2 separate regions of the Homo sapiens genome follow, and region 1 is linked to region 2. A link is a contact called in ENCODE Hi-C or POLR2A ChIA-PET data. All regions are on one chromosome and are shown on one strand. The core of a region is the stretch at or near the end of the contact, and the rest is flanking DNA. Distances in the headings are between cores, read along the strand shown. Region 1 overlaps GLI2 (GLI family zinc finger 2). Region 2 holds the start of GLI2 (GLI family zinc finger 2).

Evidence for each region. Hi-C counts contacts between places; a loop is a spot of excess contacts on that map. ChIA-PET counts read pairs that join two places held with the same protein, here RNA polymerase II (POLR2A). Pooled maps may share reads with other maps.
Region 1: a loop to region 2 is called in a map of Right ventricle myocardium inferior, with 2.9 times the contacts of the local background. The contact joins the enhancer-like site here to the promoter of GLI2 in region 2. A Hi-C loop is called at or near these places in 21 of 168 maps with a recorded cell type or tissue (IMR-90, PC-3, PC-9 and 16 more) and 24 of 50 pooled maps. POLR2A ChIA-PET finds 5 or more read pairs at or near these places in 3 of 52 experiments (AG04449, AG04450 and H1).

The regions. Positions count from the first base shown.
Region 1 is chr2:120,872,567-120,876,392 of GRCh38, reverse strand. All of the region lies in intron 2 of GLI2 (GLI family zinc finger 2), which reads right to left. Among named protein-coding and RNA genes, the nearest start is that of GLI2, 140 kb to the right of the region's middle. RefSeq lists an enhancer at 3,629-3,826. Within about 2 kb of position 2,173, at least 2 of the 41 ENCODE cell types and tissues checked have a DNase peak (open chromatin) inside an H3K27ac peak, as active enhancers do; they include ascending aorta and heart left ventricle, where a contact is called at or near this core.
Region 2 is chr2:120,733,764-120,737,367 of GRCh38, reverse strand. GLI2 (GLI family zinc finger 2) reads right to left here and starts at 1,500. Exons shown (of 14, transcript NM_001374353.1): 1 at 1,083-1,500. It overlaps LOC124906073 (a long non-coding RNA gene), which reads right to left. Exons shown (of 3, transcript XR_007087219.1): 3 at 2,518-3,326. LOC124907881 (a long non-coding RNA gene) reads left to right here. Exons shown (of 2, transcript XR_007087221.1): 1 at 1-807. RefSeq lists enhancers at 1-296, 1,415-1,584, 2,224-2,871.

The DNA.
Region 1 (3,826 bases), core at 924-3,423, 140 kb before region 2:
GCTCCTGATTCCACTTTGCATTTATTTATTTGTTTGTTTGTTTATTTTTTTGAGACGGAGTCTCGCTCTGTCGCCCAGGCTGGAGTGCAGTGGCGCTATCTCGGCTCACTGCAAGCTCCGTGGCCTGGGTTCACGCCACTCTCCCGCCTCAGCCTCCCGAGTAGCTGGGACTACAGGCACCCGCCACCACGCCCGGCTAAGTTTTTTGTATTTTTAGTAGAGACGGGGTTTCACCGCGTTAGCCAGGATGGTCTCCATCTCCTGACCTCGTGATCTGCCCGCCTAGGCCTCCCAAAGTGCTGGGATTACAGGTGTGAGCCACCGCACCCGGCCTGCATTTATTTTTGTAAGGAGCATTTGGCATGGCTTTAACTTTTCCCCTCCATAACCAATTGTCTCAGCACTGCCTACTGAACAGTCCATTCTTTCCCTAAGATTTGAACTGCCATCCTTGTTAAAAGAGAACGAAATCCCCAGTTGTACTTGTCTCTATTTCTGGCCCCTCCGTTCTGTCCCAACACTGTGTTTTAATCACTACAGCTTTATAGTATGGTTTAGCATCTGGTAGGCCAGCCCCCCCACCTCATCCCCCATCACTGTCATCTTTTAGTCCTGGCTCTTTGGCGTTTTGTTGCCTTCCATGTGAATTTTATAGTCAGCTTAGAGAATTCCACTAGAATCCTCCTGGGGTTTAGATCGTGCCTGACCGCCCAGAATTTATAGGTAATAACACACGCAAGGGTGTCCTGAGGCGAAGAAGAGGAATACTGTCTGCAGAAGCCTGGCTGCAACTAGTGCTCCATAAACAGCAGCAGCTGTTAGCACCGCCGTTAGCACTCGGCACAGGGCGGGGTCTGCAGGACAGGCTGTGTCTACTGTAACTCTCCTTGCAAATCCTTCCAAGACCGTCCTCTTCTCTGCCTAGCCTCAAGGGCCATTTCCCCACGGAGAAAGGACTTTGCTCCTTCCCCATATACCCTCCTCCAAGTGAGCAGCACTGTGGTCCCTCTCGTTCCCAGAGCTTGAATCCCTAGGCTATGATGGCCAGCCCAAAGTCACTTTATGGGCCTTCCCTCTAGATGTGGTCCACTTTTCCAGGCTCCTTTGTCCACACTGTGCCTGTTAGCACCCAGAGCCAACAACAGACACTGAGTCAGCCTAACTCTGCTCAGACACTGAGTGCTGACATGCATGGCACATGCCTGTCCCCAGGTCCCAGCTTAGGAAAAACACCTGCACATACAAAGTAGCCCCATGCCAGGCACAGGCACCACCAGCAGGCTCCCTGATGCCATTTACCCAGCACAGAACACAGGCCACTGGCGAGTCTCAGACACCCACAAAGGCAGAGGTCACCTCACCGTTTTATGGGTTAGGAAACAGGCTCCAGGAGCCGAGTGTTTCAGGCCGAAAGTGTCTGGGAAGCTAGGACCCTAACCTAGTTTGCTTGACACCCCCAAGTCGTATACCTCCTAGAAATGACTGGCACCAGGGCCAAACATCAAGTCACCTGCAGGGCAGACACTCAACTGAGCTGAGGTTCCCAGGCACCGAGTACCCTCCACCCCCAGCTGCAGCTTCTCCTAGCATTTCCTACTCTTTTCTTCTTGGCTGGGACAGCAGCTGCCACAGCGAGTGGCTGTTGACAAACTAGTCAGCATGCTGCCGAGGCGTCTTTCTGAGCTGCCTGCGTCCTCCTGAGCAGAGAGATACCTCATTAGCGTGCTATATTTCAGCCCCGAGAAAACAATGCATGCCGAGAGACCATAAACAAAAAGCACAAATGCTACAGGTCACGGATGATAGATGCCACCCGTAGACATTCAACGCCGGCCTGTCTACACAGACAGGAGCAAGGCCCGCTTCCAGGCACATCCGTCTTTCCCCAAATGCTGACGCAGGGAGAAGCCAGCATGGCTAGGGCTCTGCGCACAGACGGGGGCTGCGGCTGATGGGTGAGCTGCAGTGTTTTGTGACAACTTTCAGTGTTTCTCCAAACCCTCACCATCCTACTTTGACTACTGGTGCTTTTGATTATTAGTATAACTTTTTTCCCTCTTGCTACAGGCCCAGAAATTTTTCTCTTTGGAAAATAAAGTTTCATAACACCCAGCCGATTTTTGAAAAGGGCCGGCCAGCCAGTTGAGAAGACAGACCAAAGCCAAGGCAAACAGGGGCTCTCACACAGACCCACGGAGCCCGCACAGACCGGGCTCTGTTGGCTGGGAGGGGTGGTTCTGAAAAGGAGGCACCAGGCGGTTGAACACCGTCACTCTGGCCAGCTGTGTGCAGCCGGGAGCCTCTGGGGTGAGGAGGAGGCAGGAGTTGGATTGTTCCCCTGTGACCAAAGTCCTAGAAGATGAGCAAACCCCATGGAACCAGACCCCCAGGACTTGGGGGCAGCAGATTATCCCTGGAGCAGGTTCCCGACATGGGGATCTGGCCACAACATGGGTGTTCTAGGCAAGAGGGTGCAGTCTCCTGGCTGTCTCCCCACAAAGATGATTGTGAGAAGGTATGGAAATGTTCTCTGTCGTTACGAACTCTGCAAACAAGAGAGATTTTATGTCGGTCCATTTCACAATGATAGAGAGGAGAGCTCAGATGCTCTGTGGACACAGGTTCGGTCAGATGAGGAGGCTCGGGGAGCCTGTGGTTGCTGGAGGGATGTTCCCAGCCCAGCCTCAGGTGGGAAGGTCAAAAACATTCTGTAGGCATTCAAAAGCGGACCAAAATGTAGACTGCAGAGCCCTGGGGATCCCCAAGACTGCCTCAAGGGGTCTGCAAAGTCAAAACTATCTCTATACTAATACATTATTTGTGTTTTTCACTCTTCTTCTCTCTTGAATAGACACTGTGGGTGTCCAGAGGCTGCTATGCAACAGACCCAAGGCGGAAAAGCTAGGAGAATGCATCCTTCCACTAGGCCAGACAGCAAAGAGGTCTGTCAAATTGAAAAGTAATGCCATCTTTCACATTTTTGTTGTTGTTCTGGGAAATATTTTCCATAAAAATTGGTTGTTTTCATTAACATGAAATGGGTCTATTACTATTAGGTTTAAATAAGTTTAAAATATCTTTTAAATTTCTCAGTTTTAATTTCTAGAACAGTAAATACCAATAAATACACACTACAAAAACAAAAGCTCTTTGAAGCTACCAATAATTTTTGAGGGTATAAAGGGGTCCTGAGACCAAAAAGTTTGAGACTGCAACTGCAGAAAAACTTGAACGGAAAGGCATCAGTAATGACAGTATCCATTCTCAGGTGGAAAGGTTACGAGGTAGCAAGCACAATATAATCCCATTTTGTAAAAAGCAGGCAGGTATGTGTGTGTGAATAATTGTGCACACACTATATACAACACAGAAGACTGCAAGCATATATTCCAAAATCTTAACTCTGGCTCTCCCTGGGTGGTACACTGAGGGTAGCCTCTTTCGTGTCTGTCACTCACATTTATTACTATTGCCATCAAATGAAGTGACTAATTAATGTTTCGAGTTTAGCCTGTCACGTTCAGAGAAGCCTACTGAATAGTAATTGAACAAGTGACATATCTGAGCCCTTACCATGGGCTAGTACTATGCTGAGTGTTTCAAGCACAAGAGCTCATTTAACGCCAATAATACCTATGGATTATCAGCCCCATTTTACAGAAGAGACACTGAGGTTACAGCAAAGTTGAGCATCTTGTCCGCAATCACACAACCAGCAGGTGACGACACCTGGACTCCAATCTGGGCTGGCTTGTCACCAGAAGCCTGTGCTCCTGATCACTGGGCTAGGTGGCCTTCCCTGTGGACTCTTCCAGCCATGGAGCAG
Region 2 (3,604 bases), core at 251-2,750:
GCGCACGGGCTCCATCCCCAGCTCCCCGCGCGGTAAAAGTCGGGTTTCCTAGGAAATGACAGCAGTTACCGCCGGGCTGAAAAGGCGCCGAGCTGGGTGGACTCCCAGCTCTCCAGCGCGGCGGGCGCGCTCACACTCACACACGCAAGCACACGCTCCCTCCCAGCTCCCCGCCCCCGCCCCGTCCGGGGAAAAGACTCCCCTCTCTAAACCCTTAATAGGATTGGCGCCCAACTCTCTCCGCGCCTCTCCCCATCCATCACATACAGATCAAGTTGCAGTAGTGGATTTTTCAAATTCCTCAGCAAATATACTTGTTGAGAGATTGTCGGGGGTGGGGAGAGACGATGAGTAGGGGGGCAGGGATGAAAGTGAGGTGGAAGGGGGAACCGGAGGACCCGGCAAAGGATTACGTGCGGATCCCTTTGGGAAGTCAAGCGGATCTCAGGGCCGAGGGCAGGAGAGGAGGAGAAGAGAGGCAAAGAGGGGGGGCCGAGGAGGAGAGCCCAGCAGAGGGGGAGGGGGCGGCCGGGCCGGGCGAGGGGGAGGAAGGATTGAGGAAGGAAGAAAGAAAGGCAGGGCTCCGGGACGCGCAGCGCGGAGAAGTGGAGTTCGAAGTTCTCAAGTGGCTGGCTGCAGCCCCTCCGCGCTCAGTACGCCCGCAGACACGCTCCCATGCCCACCTACGGCAGCTTCGGAGCATCCCAGCCTCCGATCCCACCCTCCACCCCCTGAAAAAACAGACCCCCGCCGGCGCGCGGAGGCCGGCTCGCTGTGCACCCCGAGAAGAGTGGTGCTCTCCCCCAGGTAGGGAGAGGGTGCAACATCGACCTCTGGCCACGAGCTCCAAGCCCCAGGACTCTCCTTACGTCCCCGCCCTGCTCGTCCAGAGCCCCAGGCGGGGTCGCGCCTACTAGCCTCTAGTCCCCCGAAGCCCAGGGCCCCGATCCCAAGGCCTAGGCGCCGGTACCCGGCCGAGGGACCCCCCGAGACGGCGCAGCATCCCAGTCGGCCCGCGCTTGGCCGAGGTGGGAGGCGCTTCGTCACGAAAAGCAAGCAAAAGAAGGCCAATGCAACTTTACCGAGAGAGACAAAAGTTTGCCTCTAGCACGCAGGTGGCCTCTCGGGCGCCGGGCGGTGGCTGTGGGCCCCCATCCCACCTTGGCTGGCGCGGCGACCCTCGGCTGGCTGCCTTGTGCCGGGGCTCCAGCCAGCCGGGGCGGGGCGGGCCAGGCAAGAGAGGGGACCGAGAGGCGGGCGGGCGCCGCGCAGCCCCTACCGCCGGCGAGCAGGCGGCTCCCCGAGGCTGCGGCGCGCCGCGCGGCCCAAGCTCTTTCCTCCGGCTCCTCCTGCGGCTCCTGGCCTTCCTCCGCGTTCGCAGTCGCAGCCGCCGCCGCCGCCCGCTCCTCCTCGAAGTCTCATTGATGGGAGTTTGAAAAAAAGTCCGCGGAGCCGTGCTGCCTCGGCTGGCAAGCGCCGGCACTTCTGCAATCCATCAGCGCCGCCGGACTGCGCAGCGCCCCCGCGCGCACGGTGCGGGCACACCCGGGCCCCAAGAACCCGCCAGCCAGCCCGCCCGCTCCCTGCCGGGGGACGCAGGGGGACCCGAACGCCGCCGGGGCGGGGGGAGGGGAAAGGGGGAGCACAGGGACTCTCCCCACCCAGCACCAAGGAAAGAAAACGCACCTACAAGGAAAGTTCGAGAAAGGAACCAAAGGACGCGCCAATCTCCGACACTTTTTTTAGACGACTAGGTGTGGGGGGGGGGGTTGGGGGTGTCGCTAACTCAAGTCAGATGAGCTCCGGAGCTGAGGGGCAAGGGCTGCTCTGTTTTCAATCTCTGAAATCCCCCCGCCCTCCCCACCTCCCACTTCCCTCCTCGGGGAGATGCCTGGGTCGCTGTTCCCAGGGCGCCCGCTTCTCTGGACGCCCGCGCGGAAGCCGGGGACGCCAGAGAAGGGACGCGGGGGCTGGGTCCACGCGGACCCTCTTCCCGCGGGCAGCGAGCGCAGGTGCCGGGGGTCCTGAGGCGTCCCCCGCCGCCGCTAGCCCTCGTCGCCATCTGAGCACACGCTGGCGAGAAACGAAGCAGCCTTCTAGGTTTGGTGCATGTGGCTTGCAGGGTGGGTTTTTGTTTTGTTGTGTTGTGTGTTTTAGAGACTCCACTCGAGCCGCTGAAGCCAGATGGAAGTAATCAGAACCCAACAACAACAGAGAAAGAAGGAAGAAAAAACTCCTCATTGAATTTTCTAGCCAAAGTGTATATGGGGCTGTGTGTGAAAGAACTTGCTTAAGCAAGCTCAGTGAGGAGCCCTGGGCCCTCAAGCCACACCACAGCCCGGAACTGGGCCGCCAGGCTTGGAGGAGAATTGGGGGCAGCTGGCTAAAGTGTCCTCCCCACACCCCCGGGCCTGCCACCCTCTCCAGGGCCCCTGGGCCTCACCCGAAGAGGGTCTTGGGGGGAATTTCTGGTTTTATTCTTCCTAACGTTTGTAGAACACTCTACCAAGTGCCAGGTGATGTTATATTTTCTTTGTATTATTGGACTTTCACAGCTCTGTAAGGAAGGTTCTCTTCTCGTGTTTTTACAGGTGGGAAGTCTGATGCTTTAAAAAGTTAAGTAACTAGTCTAAGGTCAGAGCACTCTGCCATCCTCCCAGAGCTTCGGGTGGTTGTACTGTAAGTTCAGTTAAATTTGCCCTGTTGGGCCGGGCGCGGTGGCTCACGCTTGTAATCCTAGCACTTTGGGAGGCCGAGGCACGGGGATCACCTGAGGTCAGGAGTTCAAGACCAGCCTGGCCAACATGGTGAAACCCCGTCTCTACTAAAAATACAAAAAATTAGCCAGGGATAGTAGCGCGCGCCTGTAATCCCGGCTACTTGGGAGACTGAGGCTGGAGAATCTCTCAAACCCCTTGGGAGATGGAGGTTGCAGTGAGCCATGATGGCGCCACTGCACTCCAGCCTGGGTGATGGAGCGAGACTCTGTCTCAAAAAAATAAATTAATTAAATTAAATTTTTAAAAAATTGCCCTGTTGAGGTGGGTGGAAGTGTCTCTCCCTTCAGCCCCTGTTCCTAAAATTGCATTTTATTTGAAATGCAAGGGACCCAATGCTACCCTCCCTGAGGGGATGTGACCTACACAGGCCCATTTCACCGGTGCAACCCTTTTTGTGGGTGGCTCTCTCCATATACCTTTTATCCTCTGCTAACTTTATTCTTTTACTTTTTAATCAAAGAGGATGCATTAGAACTTCATTCCTTAAGATCCTCCTTCCTCCTCCTGACATTCACTTATATGATGGAGCAACAATTTCTTCTTGACCTAGAGAAAAAAATATGCAGAAAAATATTAGAACAATTTGATGCTAATTTTGTTTGGGGGGAAAAGGTCGGCAGCATTTTTAAAAAGCGAAACTTGCATAAGCCAATGATTTAAAGAGAAGTTTGAAAGGGGCTTTTTCTTTAAAGATGATCAGATTCACCATTCCTCCGTGCTATTTGTTTAAATTCCTGCTGAGCTTTCAGAACACAGACTCTAAGGAGACAGAAAAAGTAAACTCTCCCTCCCCTCCTTGGCCATATTTTAATGACCCTATTCAT